Regions from separate parts of the Homo sapiens genome. Here region 2 is linked to region 1. The links are chromatin loops, found by intact Hi-C in ENCODE. Cell type or tissue: heart right ventricle. All regions are shown on one strand. Each heading gives the region's core, and the rest is flanking DNA. Links, peaks and the distances in the headings are about the cores only.

Region 1 (7,741 bases), core at 1,371-6,370:
GGTTAATCTTGCTAATGGTCTATCAATTTTGTTTATGTTTTCAAAGAAAGAGCTTTTTCTTTCATTTATCTTTTGTAGTGTTTTTTGTTTCAATTTCATTTAGTTCTGATCTGATCTTGGTTATTTCCTTTCTTCTGCTGGGTTCGGTTTGTTCTTGTTTCTCTAGTTCCTTGAGGTATGATCTTAGATTGTGTGTTTGTGCTCTTTCAGACTCTTTGATGCAGGCGTTCAGGGCTATGAACTTTCCTCATAGCATCACCTTAGCTGTATCCCAGAGGTTTTGATAGGTTGTGTCATTATCATCATTCAGTTGGAATAATTTTTAATTTCCATCTTGATTTCGTTTTTGACCCAATGCTCATTCGGGGCATTGTCTGATATTATTTAATTTCCATGTATTTGCATGGTTTTGAAGATTCCTTTGGTAGTTTATTTCCAGTTTTATTCCATTGTGGTCTGAGAGAGTGCTTGATATAATTTCAATTTTCTTAAATTTATTGAGGCTTGTTTTATGGCCTATCATAAGGTCTATCTTGGAGAAAGTTCCATTACTGTTGAATAGAATGTTTATTCTGTGGTTGTTGGATGAAATGTTCTGTATATATCTGTTACGTCCATTTGTTCCAAGGCATAGTTTAAATCCATTGTTTCTTTGTTGACTTTCTCTCTTGATGACCTGTCCAGTGCTGTCAGTGGAGTATTGAAGTCCCCCACTATTATTGTGTTGCTGTCTATCTCATTTCTTAAGTCTATTAGTAATCATTTCATAAATTTGGGACCTCCAATGTTAGGTACACATATGTTTAGGATTGTAATATTTTCTTGTTGGACAAGGCCTTTTACCTTTATATAATGTTCCTCTTTGTCTCTTTTAACTGCTGTTGCTTTAAGGTTTGTTTTGTCTGATATAAGAATAGCTACCCCTGCTTGTTTTTGGTGTCCATTTGCATGAAATGCCTTTTTCCACCTGTTTACTTTAAGTTTATGTGAGTCCTTATGTGTTAGGTGAGTCTCCTGAAGGCAGCAGACAGTTGATTGGTGAGTTCTTACCCATTCTGCGGTTCTGTACCTTTTCAGTGGAGCATTTAGGCCATTTACATTCAATGTTAGTATTGAAATGTTAGGTACCATTGCATTCATTATGCTCTTTGTTGCCTGTGTATTCTTTTTTGTTGTTGTTTTTGCTTTTTAACTTGTATTTTTGTTTTATAGGTCCTGTGTGGTTTATGCTTTAAAGAGATTCTGTTTTGATGTGTTTCCAGGATTTGTTTCAAGATTTAGAGCTCCTTTTAGCAGTTCTTGTAGTGGTGGCTTGGTAATGGCGAATTCTCTCAGCATTTGCTTGTCTGAAACTGATTGTAGCTTTTCTTTGCATATGATGATGCTTAGTTTCACTGCATACAAAATTCCTGGCTGATAATTGTTTTGTTTGAGAAGGCTGAAGATAGGGCCCCAATCCCTTCTAGCTTGTAGGGTTTCTGCTGAGAAATCTGCTGTTAATCTGATACATTTTCCTTTATAGATTACCTGGCACTTCTGTCTCACAGCTCTTAAGATACTTTCCTTCATCTTAACTTTGGATAATGTGCCTAGGCAAAGATCTTTTTGCAATAAATTTCCCAGGTGTTCTTTGTGCTTCTTGTATTTGGATGTGTAGGTCTCTAGCAAGGTCAGGGAAGTTTTCCTCGATTATTCCCCCAAATATGTTTTCCAAGCTTTTAGAATTGTCTACTTTCTCAGGAACACTGATTATTCTTAGGTTTGGTTGTTTAACATAATCCCAGACTTCTTGGAGGCTTTGTTCATATTTTCTTATTCTTTTTTCTTTATCTTTGTTGGATTGGTTAATTCGAAGAACTTGTCTTTGAGGTCTGTTTTTCTTTCTTCTACTTGTTCAATTCTATTGCTGAGACTTTCCAGAGCATTTTGCATTTCTAAAAGTGTGTTGAAAATTTCCTGATTTTTTAATTGTTTTATCTTTAAGCTATCTATTTCCTTGACTATTTCTTCCTTCACTTCCTGTATTTTTTTTTTATTATTATTGAATTGGGCTTTGCCCTTCGCTGGTCCCTCCCTGATTAGCTTAATAACTAACTTCCTGAATTCTTTTTTGGGTAAATCAGAGATTTCTTCTAGGTTTGGATCCATTGCTAGTAAACTGGTGTGATTTGGGGGGGGGGGGTGTTGATGAGTCTTGTTTTGTTGGTTTTCTGGTTCCTTCTCATTTGGGTAGGCTCTGTCAGAGTGAAAGTCTAGGGCTGAAGGCTGTTACTCAGATTTTTTTGTCCCACAGAGTGTTCCCTTGATGTAGTACTCTCCCTCTTTTCCTGTGGATGTGGCTTCCTGTGATCCGAACTGCAGTAATTGTTGTCTCTCTTCTGGGTCTAGCTACTCAGTGAGTCTACCCAGCTCTAGACTGGTGCTGGAGGTTGTCTGCACAGAGTCCTATGATATGAACCATCTATGGGTCTCTTAGCTTTGAATACCAGCACCCGTTCCGGTGGAGGTGGCAGGGTGTGCAGTGGACTCCATGAGGGTCCTTAGCTTTGGTGGTTTAATGCTCTATTTTTGTGCTGGTTGGCCTCCTGCCAGGAGGTGGTGCTTTCCATAAAGCATCAACTATAGTAATGTGGAGTGGGACCTGCGGTGGGCAGGGCCCTAGAACTCCCAAGATTATACGCCCTTTGTCTTCCACTACCAGGGTGGGTAGGGAAGGACCATCACGTGGGGGAGGCGTTAGGCATGTCTGAGCTCACTCTCCTTGGATGAGACTTGCTGCAGCCGCTGTGGGGGATGAAGGAGAGATTCCCAGGTCACTAGAGTTGTGTACTTCAGAGGATTATGGCTGCCTCTGCTGAGTCATGCAGGTTGTCAGGGAAGTGGGGGAAAGCCAGCAGTCACAGGCCTCACCCAGCTCCCATGCAAGCTAAAGGTCTGGTCTCACTCCCACTGTGCCCCCTCAACACCCCTAGTCTGTTTCCAGACAGAGGTCAAGAGGGTCTTGAAAACTTGCCTGAGGCTGTCTGGACCCCAGCTGTGAAAGAAAAGGGCTTTGGTTTATCCCCCCGCCTGTGAAGTCTGCAAGCAGGATTCATGCCCTCCCCTGAGTTCTGGCCAGGAAGATTCTTGCCCTGTTCAAATTGTTACAAATTCAGCTACAGAATTCCTTATCCCTTTGGAGTTTTGCCCCAAGCTCCTCTGGCCACCATCCTGATAGATCCCTGTGGTGCCGGGCAGGAATGGGCTGCCTGGGGACCCAGTGAGCTCCCAGGGCCTTTCTGCTGCTTCCTCTACTGCTGTATTTCATTTGGCTTGGCTCGCTACCTTGACTGAGCTCAAGGTAAAGTCAGAAACCTCTCCCACAAACAGATCTTCATCTTCTCCAGTGGGGGTGTGTGTCCAGGAGAAGCGGGTCTCCCTTTCCCACTTCCACAGTTGGGGCACTCACAGTATTTGGGGTGTCTCCCAGGCCCTACAGGAGCAGTCTGCTTCCTTCAGAGGTTCTGTGGGTCCTCTCAGGATTCCTGGTTTGTTCTTGCAGTTGATCTGGAGCTAAAATTCACAATGCAAGCCTTCGCATGCTGCTCTATCCAGAGCTGCAATCTAGTCCTGCCTCCCATCCTCCATGATCCCCTAATCTTTGCATCGTCTTTTTTTTTTTTAGACATAGCACAGAAAAATGCTTGTTTACTTGGCAGGCACCCTGGTAGCCAGATAGAAGTGCTTGGGCTGAGCCAAGTGCCTTGGTTACAAGTACGTCATCAGCCACAATTAAACCAGGAAATACAGGGCTCTCAGGAAGTACACTCGATAACGAAGCCTCAGTGAGCCAAAATTAGCCAATAATCAGCGCTACTCTTCATCCTGAAATGATGCAACCATATTTTACAAGGCAGTCCAGTAGTGGAAGACAGGCCTGAGGGACACACTAGACCCCTTGTCTAGCTTTGTCACCAGCTCACATGATTTTAGACAACCAGGGTTAAATGCCTTCCCAGTGTTTCAGCTTCTCTTTTGCAAAGTCTCAAATCTAGCCATCAGTGGCAGGATTTATAAGTTCATATGAGTGGCAAATTTATTGGACAATGACCTCTTTAATGCCAGGAACATTGTTTTCTTCTTTACATACACTGAGCACAATGCTTGGTGCAGTAGCCATTGAACTATTATTTGCTAAAAATTAACAGTCAGAAAACTAAATGATTAATGAGACCTATTAGTCATTAGCTGTTTGGACAAGCTTTCTGGTTGTCCATTGATACTATTAAGCACTGGGCTAGGAATGACTAGCCTAAGATCACTTATAGAGTCACATGGAAAAGTCTGGGGTGGCATTCTAGCCACAGAGCTATGCAGCCTGCCCAAACAGGGCTGTCTCCGTAACACATGCTCTCCTCCTACCAAACCAAAAAGAAAAGCAGCTTGGTTAGAGTCTTAAGATTCCAAGGCCCACTTATTTCTGGTTACTTGCTTTTGGCAGGCACTGCATAGATATCAAAGAAGCAGTGCTGAAATTGAAGAGATTTATCATTTTCATTCCTAGAAAGTTCATAGGAATCATCATGTCTTGTGGTACATGAGTACAGCTGGAATTCTTTGTATCCTAAAGAGGAGAAACACACAGGTGACCAAGGTACTGAGGCACCATTCCGAGAGAACTATAGAATCTTGTTTCTGTCCTCTAGTGATTTGCAATCTAATGTCTTCATGACTCTTTAAGGAAAGAACACCTACGGTTAGCATTAAGATACTGTTAACGAGCATGTAGGGAAGCATAGGTTCTGAAGTGAAAAGAACTGGTCTTACTAGTTTTGTGACCTCGGGCATATAACTTCGTCTCTATGGGCCGCAATTATCATAGCAGTTCCCATCTCTCAGCTTTCCTGTAAGACGCAGATGAAATCACGTATGTTCAGAGAGGCACTGCAAACTATAACACACATTATACTTGCTAGTCATTATTGTTTTATAGATACTTCTTTCTGCATATCCAAAAGGTAGAGATGTGAACTTCAAAAAAATGCTCAATTTAAAAGCAGTAATTCAGAGAACCATGACCGCAAATTGGGAGTGAATTCCAGCAAGACAGTGACCAAAAACTGAATGCTGGATTTAGCTAGGTGCCCGGAGATATCAGCGCACACCAAGGAGCTAATAATGTCTTTCCACAGAACTCTGTTTAGAACACTAAGGAATTTGGCCCTCAATTCTGGTGTCTCCAAACCAGAGTGATTTTTGATACCCAGGAATTATAAGAATTGGCATTTGCTCAACGTCTATCACATTCACTTATTTTTTTCACTAAACATTAAAACTTCTATCACATAGGCAAGATGAGGTTTTTATTCAGCTCTAAAAATCAAATGATAAAAGTTTCCAATCATGCCTGTGTGAAAATATTACCATTGGTAGAAACAAATTAAAATGCTAGAATGTCCACAGTGTGAGTACAACAGGCTCTCAATGAATTTATGTTTTCCTATAAACCTGTAAGCTTTCTCTGTAAAATAAGCAATTTTTTGGACAGTTTTTTTTTAATGGCCCAGTTTCTCTAGTCATTAGCAGACAAAATTTTTATGGATTTTAATACTTTTCTATTCAAAATAATTGTGTAATTTATGGTGGAATATGTGCCCAGTTACCATATATTTCTCGAGGTTTCTAGTTAACAACCTTTCCCATGCACAGTTTGACTGCTGATGTGAGTTGGTAAGAGGGATGCTTAATTTTCTTATCCTTCTGTTCTGTCCCTGCCTCCGCTTCCCCCTGGGGTCCTTCTGGCAATTGTCTGAGCGCTCCTGACACCGAAGCAAAGGAAACACATAGCGTCCCATCGTTCCTCTCAGGGTTTTATCCAACTGCGTCTGCAGGACCACAGGGAGGGAGGAATTTAGGTCCCAAACACATTTTTGTTCCTCTGTAGATGAGGTAACTCCTCCTCCTTTCTGTACTGTGATCAAAAACAGGCTGCACCCACCCACGAAAGGTCCGGGGAGGCTCCTGGCTAGAAACTGTGCAGGGCCCCTCCCTTGGAGCAGTCTGTCTCCATGGAGACCGACGCGACGGAGAAAACTCACACCGGGCCAGGTGGAGACCACAGCAGCGGGGGAGATACCGAGAGTCAACAGATGGGGAAAAACAAGAAACACTAAATGGGAGACTGAAGTGTTCGGGTGGGAGAATTTACTCCTTTGTAGCTGTTTTTTAAATTATTTCCTCATCTCAAAGACAGAGAGAGAAAGGGGTGGAAGAGGGAGGGAGGGAAGGAGGGACGCAGAGAGGGAGAGAAGACTGTCCTTGGATAAGTAAAACGAAAGCGTTAGCTTTTCATTTAATTACATATAATTTCCTCCAGGTCAGAATGTTCTGTAATCCGTTCAATGTTTATAATTGTGGATCTGCTCCATTTTCATCATGCAGCAGTAGTGAGAAAGCAGTTGATCATGGAAACCATTGCCTACACTTAGCAAATAATCAGTCCCCATTTAAACCCCTCATCAAGTTGTATACATGATATGATCTCTTAAGCGCTTGGCTTTTTCTAGAATCTCATTAATTTCAGAGGGTGATTTCTAATGATCACATTTCAGAAATTGTCAGAAACGTTTTTTTTTTTTCCTTTTGTTGCTTGTTGCCAAGTGAGAACAATCTTGTAATGACACCCCACTTTTTAACATGCTTTTTCATAATGAGTCTTCAGGGGGAAATTCAACTTATGAGAACTAAGAAAAGAGTCTGCTACTTCGCATATCATCAAAACCATAGGAACATGGTTTTGCATGCATAATATGACATGGTTACAATGCCTGCACTGGGCCAGCTATACCCTACATAGATTATGAGCCATTGCTGCTGATCAATACAAGTGTAGTATTACTTGCACTTGCCAGTACACACTTTAACATAATCGATAACATATAATTTGTTAGCATTTCTAAGAACTAGGGAATAGAAGGGAAGTGTAAAAGATCAAAACACAAAGTCTCAGATTTGCCTCTGAACAATTCTATTATGTGCCGCAAGTCAGGAAAAGCTAATGTGCTCAATAGCACAACTTTTAAAAAGCACGATTATGTTTTGTTACTTTCTACCACCACTCAGGATTTACCTTAGTCATTAGTATTGTTTTCAGACTAAACAGAGAATAACAGTGAAGAGAGAAGAAGCTCATAAATAAGATGCATTTATCTAAAACCCCCTGTCCTTAGAGACCAAGAATGACTTTCCTCTTGGGACTTGAGGAGCGGAGGTGACAGTCTTTGTCACAGGAGCTGAAAGTGAAATGAAGTGATGGTCTCAACCACACTCCCAAGGGAATGATTTTTAAAGAAATGCCTTTGACTTTATTCAGTGACACAACACCTTTTTCATGATACCGCAATGTTGTTCTGTTACATTGTCAGGAATCCTTGGATACAGCACAAATCTGTGCTATTTCAAAGCTATTTCAAAAGGCCTAATAATTCCTTATATTTATCAAGTACTCTAACAGCCAAGACATGAAAATATTCTAATTTTCTTTGCTCAGTGTTAGAGTTTAGTTTAATTCATGATGCTCAAAGTCAGTCCTTCTGCAGAATTTGAGTCAACTGAAAAGATCTGCATGCCCAAAATATACCTCTTTTGTCCACCTGAAGCCCTATTATTGGAGTCCACATAGATTCGCACAATATTTCCCGAGGAACTAAAATTTTAAATTCTATTATCAATAGTTAACTAATACTAGTGAAAACTGCTTAGC
Region 2 (7,741 bases), core at 1,156-6,155, 580 kb before region 1:
TTTATGGGTTATGTGTTTTCCTTGAGAAATAATTAATAGCAAGTCTTTTTCTCTCAAAAATGTCCTGGTTGGAAGATAGGATGTATAGTCACCCTATTTGGAATTCACTGTCATTTCATTATTATTTACTTAATACCCCTTATAACATATAACCAAAAGATGCATGTAGTAGAGATAGAGCTACGCTCTGAAGGATTCAAAACAATTTAATAATTAGTGCTTTACATTGAAGCTATTAAGGCTATAGCAGCAAATCAACCATGTGAGTTTTGAAAGCAGCACAGCCAGGAACAGCCATAGCTGTTTTCTAGGCTGTCTCCTAAACATGAACCCTAAACCATCCATCTGGATGAATTTAGTCAGTCTCTGATTCCATTGATCATTGGATCTTCTCATCGTGGGAGATGGCCCCAATGCTTGGACAACATCAGTTTCTAAAACATAAGGCATTTTGTGTTTTCTGGTAATACTCCAAAGCAAAAGCCCACAATAATATTTGTGAGTATGCATTGATCAGGGAGTGAGAGCAGAAAAGGACAGGATAACAACCATCCTATGGCTGTAATAGTCTGCATTTATCATTTCTCAAAACTAGACGAGCTGAATAAGTCTAAAGGACTGAATTTGCTTCGGATTTTCTTTGTTGTTAAAATACACTGACCTACTCCTTTATTTCCACAGCCTCTGACAGCTATAGAAGCCATAAATCTCCTTCTTTGCCCTCTCTTTCTTTTGGTTTATACTGTAGAGGGGTTTTCAAATTCTATCACCTCTGGCTTCCCCTACATGGCATCATGCTGAGAAGCAGGCAGCTTAATCAGGCTCCCAGAACTTTTAAGAAAGCTTATGAGATAGAAAGTGCTTTTCTATAAATCTTAGAGGATTTGCTTACTTTTCCCTCCTCCTTCAAACTAGGAAGTCACATTGTGAACTGTAAACAGAACTCATTCCCAAAGGGATTAAAGCTAAATTTAGAACCAACGACTTAAGAACTGTCTGCAAACAAAACCACATGTGAATCAGCTCTATGGAACAATAGTTTGAACAAATGCAAACATAGTTACTAAAATGTTTGCCAATCGCAAGCTCTAATCAGAGTTTGCTTTATTCTGAGAAGCAAATGAGAACTCTGGAAAGGGTGTCAGTTCGTCATTTGTAAGCCCTCTTTGAAATGTTAGGTCAGAGTGAAAGTTGTAACGTAAAAGTCACTTGAGTGTTGGCCTCAAGTATCACTGTATTTTGGCCGAGCCTCTGATTTGTATGTGGTGAGAATCTCTCTTAGAAACATTTTTGAATCATTGACATTTACAAAACAAGTCATTTGCCACAGAGGGCAGGTCCCTGAAGTCCGTTCTTGAATACAAAAGGAAAACAACTAGTGCAGCACCAACTCAGGCATACCAAACTCACCTTCTCAAACTGGAAGATTTCATGCCACAAGCATTTTGTAGCAGCATTCTCGGAATAGTAGTAATTATAACTAACATTTGCCTTGCCCTTTATGGTTTGCAAAGTGCTTCCAACCCAAGACGTCATTTCAGAAGTTCTCAGCATGGACCTTGTAGGAGTGGGGAAAGGGAGAGACTGTTCAGCAGCAAGTGTCAAAAGACTGCCCTTTTCAGCTACCATTTTCCTGGCCTTTGCTGTTGTGAATCCCTACAAATAAGATTCTCCTGGAAAGGAATATAAAATGTGGTTGTTATAGTCCTTCAGAGTACCTCCCTTGCAGTACTTGTTTTACATAAATACTCACTGAGTTATATACTACATCAGGAAAGGTTTCAAAAAGTGAGTACTAATTAAACTTGGAAATAGTTTTTTAAATCACAAAATAGTCAGAAGTCTGTATCTCATTTTGGTTTCACATTCAGATCAGTCCTAAAATTGGTCAGACTTTCAAGCAAAGTCAGGCATGCCTATCTGTATATTCTGAAAATTAGGTGAATTCATTTATATATTCAGTAACTATTTAAGTACCTACTCTGTCAGTGTCTCCCATTTTTAGATGATACAAAGATTCATAAAACCTCTGCCTTCCATAAGTTTATACTCTATTAAAGATGAGAAGGTACACACATAACACTTAAGATGCAAAATATCAAAAGTCTAGAGAGATGAGAATTAAAATCTATTTCTGAGTTAGGAGAATTAGAGCAACCCTCACAAAGTAAGGTTTGACTTGGGCTTTACAAAGATATATGAGAAAAGGCATTCCAAGGAGGAAAAATAGCATGCAAGATGGGAATATATAGGATGTGTTTGGGAAGTGGTAAGTTATCCATTATGGTAGGAGCACAGATGATTTAAAAAAAAAGAAACCTAAATGAATGACATTCTTATGTGGCTCTGATAATTTTTTTCTGTGCACAGCCTAAAAAAAAACCTCAGATAAAATTTAAATTTAAACCTATGCCACATATTAACATAAAATCATAGTTATATATAGAGACAAGTATATAGCTCTGAGTATAATTATATATGTTCACAACTGATTCACACTCCTATTTTTATAGCTATTATATTTCCTTTTTTTCCTATAAAGGAACAAAAAATGTTTCCTTATTTAGCAATAATGCACTTTCTTTTATCATTAAGCAAAACCAAAAAAAAAAACTAAATGAGCAACCAAAATCTACTGCCCAAAATGATCATTGTTCACATTTTATGTATATTCTTCCAGCTTTATCATCTACTATATAAATATAAATATGTTTTAAAATATTAGAAACATTTTTCTTTTTACCAAAGATTTTTTTACAAGTATTTCTATTTCTGTTGCTGCATGATATTCCATTATATGGAAGTGCCAATATTTTTTTAACCAATTTCCTATTGTTAGACATCTGGGTGGTCTATGGTTAGCAATGAACAGCCTTACAATAAACCTTTGCTTGCATCCATGAATATTTCCTTAGGATAAATAACAAGAAGTGACCTTCCTACTTCATGGTGTGTGTGTGTGTGTGTGTGTGTGTGTGTGTGTGTGTGTGTGTGTGTGTAGTCTAATTCTATTCCATAAAAGTTATACCTTTCTTGACTCCCACCTGCAGTAGAGCTATATTACTTCTCAAAGAAAATGATATAATCTCTCAGAAATATGGGATAGTCAGAAACACAGGGCAACTTTTACATTTGAGCAGAGACATTAAATCACTAAGACCTGTGTGTAGTGAGTCTTCCAACTGACATATCTTTCAACCAGAGAAGCCCTCCTTTATCCATGAATAAGCATCAGTTGCTATTCTCTACATCATGGATTCCTCTCCATTACCACCTTAGCCCTGAAAACACTTCTATCTACTCCTAATATAAGCCACGTGAAAAGCTAAGATTTGTTGCTATTTTTCATTATGCTGAGACTGATCACAGAGGCATACTATGGCAATCACAGACACTAACCTGGCGGTAAGTCAGGGCAATTTCATTACAAGTGCACGCTTGCATTTTATGCCCCTTAATCACTGTTACTGCTCTCCCAAGCAGCACATTCTTTCAGCTTGGATTTTGACAATACGTTCTTTGTCAGAGGAATGCTGCAAAGAGGGTGAAAGGGGCTGCTATTGCCAGAACAGTTCCCTGGCACCTGAGGCGGAGGTACTTAAAAAAGCCACTGTGTGCATTTACACTTGCTCCATTGGTGCACACAGCCTTACTCAAAAGAATAATGATAATGCAGGTAACAGTCTTATCTGGCTCAGCGGTTTTACCTTTTCATAGCCTCCAGATGTTTAGTGGAGTTTTGCTTATGCCCACTTCTTCAGAAAACTTACCTAGTTGTGTTAAGGTCAAAGGTACAATGCAAAATTCCCTGAGACCTGAAGAGCAGCTCTATCTGAGATGACTGAGTAGCCAACTTGCTACGCTGTGCCTCTTCTTAAAGCGTCTGTGAGCCGGGAATCACAATTATTGAGAAAGGGTCATAAATTAAATTAAATGACATGTAGAAAATGTCTGACATGTCAGAAATGTGGCCAAATAGGAATTCCTGAACCACAGTGACAAGGAAATCAATTCCATAGCTGGTGGTTGATTAAACCCAACTTCAAGCTGTCTTCCTGATATCCAGCTTCCTGGTATAGTATTTGCAGAGAACGCTTACCCAAGGTTGGCTCTAAATGAGTAATGTTATACAGACTGTGAACAGCCTTCGAAACCATGTTAGCCTACTAATTATTTGTGTGAGAGGCTTTTCTCTGGCCTGTGTTGACCGACGAAGAAAGGTAGAACCACTAGTCATGGGTAGTTACCCACACCGGGTAAAACACTTAAACAATGCCGCCACAATATTATTGGTAGAGGTGTTGTGCAAAATATTTTATAACGCATATGGAAGGAACTGACCAATCAAAACGGACAGAATAGACATCAGCCATAAAGAATTGGTAACTGTGCTGAAATAGCTGAAATGCACTGCCTGAATATCAGCCTGGCTTATAGATAAGTGTGTAGATAGCAAAAGCAACATCCATTACTGAGAACCTACCATGTGCTAGGCACTTATGTGGGGCACTAGAGACATGTAATAAGCATAGAAGCCTGTAAGATCAGTATAGCCACATGTAGTAGTAGCAGTAGGAGTAGCAGTAAGAGTAGTAGTAATAGCCATCATTTGTTGAGGCCCTATTAGGCACTGAGTGCTGTTCATTTCATTGAGTTTTTGCAACAACTCTACACCAACAACTCTACAAAGTAGGCATTATCATCAGATTACATGGATGAAATAACTGAAGCTCTGAGATGTTAAATAACTTGCCCAAACCATTCAGATACCAGAGCTGGAATAGAAAGTTCTATCTCTGTGGAAGCCCATATTCACTCCACTATGCCGTGTGGCACCTCCTTGGAAATTGCACTGGTCTCGGCTCTGCCTCTAGCAGACCACTTAGTCTCTTCATTCTCAGTATTCCTGTCATAAAATTAGGAAAATAATATCTGTACATACTAACTGCTCAATGAATTTTAAATGTATGCTTCAGGTTCTTAGCATATGTGCTTTATTAGCAAAGCACAATCCCATCCCTTGAGAGATTTGTAACTTAGGTGGTTAGATAAGATATATACATTAAACATTTATATATATATATATGTAAAACATATTAATGTGTCCCTCGCCTTTACCTGGGCAAGTCTTTCTGTCTGTTTCTCTCTCTCTCTGCTGGCCTTAGTCTGTGTACTCTGTCTTTGTGCTGAGGTAATGGTGAGAATTATATGGGTCTATTATTGTATAACATTCCAAGGTAGCATATACTAAGTTTCAAACAAGTGCTATGGGTGTCAGATATGAGAAGCACTTCTGGAAGTAGGCGGTCTGAGCATCTAAGAAAGCAGATTTCAGTGGCGGCTTGTTTTATGCCTTGAGGGGAAGGTTGACCAAAGCTGTGGGTATGTGGAAAAGAAGGGAAAGGCATTTTAGATAAGAGAAAATGCATGATCAGAGACATGGGATTGGAAATGTGAAATTTGTTTGGAGATTAGTAAACAAATCTCTTTTACTGGACTTAAAAGTTATTTTTCATAGCACAAAATGGCAAGAATAATAAATGCCAAAGAGTCAGGCAAACATCACTCAAAGCAAATATGCCCACGTCACCAAACTTGGTGTTCTAAGAATATAAAAAAAAGATATCAGTTCCTGTTATTCTTTTCTCAGAATAATACTCTTTGATATGAATATACTTAAAACCATTCAACTGTACATTTAAAAATGGTTAAGATAATTAAAAAATAAAACAAAAAACAAAAAACTCATCAATACTCTTTAGGGAAATGCCCAGTCTAAGTGCCCCAAGCCTTATAATTATCTTGGTTATAACATTTATCCTGCATTTTAATTGGTTCTTTTCTTTTCCATCTCCTGCATTAGCCTGTAATTTCTTTCTTATTGGTCTTTGTAATTCTAGGATTTAGTGTCTGACACATAGTATATAGACTAAATATATTTTAAGCAAATTAAGGGCTTCAAGTAAGCAAAAATTTTGAATAAGTTGCATTTAGCTTACAACCTTAAAACCTTCCCTAACGCTCTTGAGAATGAAGTTTAGGGTCAGTCAGCATTAAGGAGTATATATAATCTACATGTGCTGGGCATGAAATGGTTAAGCAGCAAAGCCCAAGGCCTCTGCAGCCACTGGAGCTTTTTGATCATACTGTAGGAAGCACGGTAGCATGGTCAATAACTTCTGTGGACATTAGATTTTTTTCAAGTAAATTCAATCTGTAAATTGTTCTCTTCTAGGCAAAAAGCCAGGGAGACCCATATAATTCTCACCATTACTTCAGCACAAAGACAGAGTACACAGACTGAGGCAAACAGAGAGAGAGAGAAACAGACAGAAAGACTTGTTCAGGTAAAGGCGAGGGACACATTGAATGTTTTAGCCTTCTATTAATCTATTCAAAAACTAATTATAAAGAGAAGAAATACAAGACAGAAACAGAAATAAAGTTGTTAGAGACATTGCTCTCACAAGAGAAAGATGGAGAATTTCTTACATTACATGTTATTCCTTCTGTAAGGAAAAGAATATTTGAAAGCAGACCAGGTAAGGCCAAAGAAAGCACCTTATTTTCTGTCCTATCTTTAACTTTGCTTTGATATATCCATGAAAACATACAGAAAGCCCTAAAGTCACACAGCATTAGTCACTAAGCAAACTGATCAATGATTTGAAAACACTTGGAGAAATTTCTCTAAGGTAAAATGTATTTGGGTTGGATTGTATCTGTGTGAATGGCCCATTCTGAAGCCTGGAGTATTTCCTGAGGTATTCCCTGCAACAGGGATGAAGGCAAGATCTGGCTTCTGCTACCGTGTACTGTATGCCTTGTAACAGGGGCTCTGGACTCCAAAAGAGGCTGCAGTAATCAATAACACAGCATGGCATGGCATGCAAGGGTACTAGGACATTGTGTATTGCATGCTGTTCTTAGAGGTGGAGGCAAATTCTTTATTCATTGAGGAATTTATTCATTCGATCATTTTTTAAATCCATTTGACAAAAACGGTCTAAATTTCCTCATGTTTGGTGTTAGAGTGACACAGATGTGCAGGATTGATTTGGTCTCTGCTCTTATGACACAACGGTCCAACAATGAGAAAGAGTCAGTTAAATATGAATTAAAATAAGTGTAATAGGTGCTTTGTTAGGAAAAAAATATATACTACAGGTACATAGGAAGAAATATACATGTGGGGTTCTGGGGGTGGGAAGCAAGGACCTGGAAATGTTTTTGTAGAAAGTGACTTTTATACTGACCCTGAAGTCAATGTTAAATAGTGTTGGAGGTGTTACAAGAAAAAGAAGGGAAATCTGAAAGCAGGAGTGTCTTAGTCGATTTGTGCTGCTATAACGAAATACCACATATCTTTATTGTCCAGCCTCTACTGATTACCCAGTTTCAAAGTCAGTTCTACATTTTTAGGTATTTGTTATAGCAACACCATGCTTTCTGTACTAATTTCTGTCTTAGCCCAGTTGTGCTGCTACAACAAAATGCCTGAGACTGGCTAATTTATAAAGTATGGAAATGTATGTCTCACAGTACTGGAGGCTGGAAGTTCAAGATTATCGTGCTGGTGGTTTTGGTATCTGTTGAGGGCTTGGTCTCTAATTCCAAGACGGTGCATTGGGGAAAAATACAATGTCCTCACAAGGAGGAAGGGATAGAAAGACAAAAAGAGACCCAGAGTGTCTCCTCTAGTTTTATTCCTAAGGTCACTAATCCCATTCATGAGAGCTCT

What was found. Hi-C counts contacts between places; a loop is a spot of excess contacts. Peaks named below come from ENCODE experiments on the same cell type or tissue, not always from the same donor. Only the 100,000 strongest peaks of a DNase experiment are listed, where the experiment ranks them.
Region 2: a loop joins it to region 1, with 3 times the contacts of the local background. A loop is called at or near these places in 2 of 110 quality-filtered maps.

The regions. Positions count from the first base shown.
Region 1 is chr13:34,744,466-34,752,206 of GRCh38, forward strand. No RefSeq gene overlaps it. Among named protein-coding and RNA genes, the nearest start is that of LINC00457, 110 kb to the left of the region's middle. In heart right ventricle, for the core only: no CTCF peak of the experiment used is centred there; DNase peaks (open chromatin) are centred at 3,436, 3,796 and 5,946; H3K4me3 peaks cover 776 bases; H3K27ac peaks cover 2,138 bases.
Region 2 is chr13:34,161,282-34,169,022 of GRCh38, forward strand. No RefSeq gene overlaps it. Among named protein-coding and RNA genes, the nearest start is that of LINC02343, 180 kb to the right of the region's middle. In heart right ventricle, for the core only: no CTCF peak of the experiment used is centred there; no DNase peak of the experiment used is centred there; H3K4me3 peaks cover 511 bases; H3K27ac peaks cover 1,078 bases.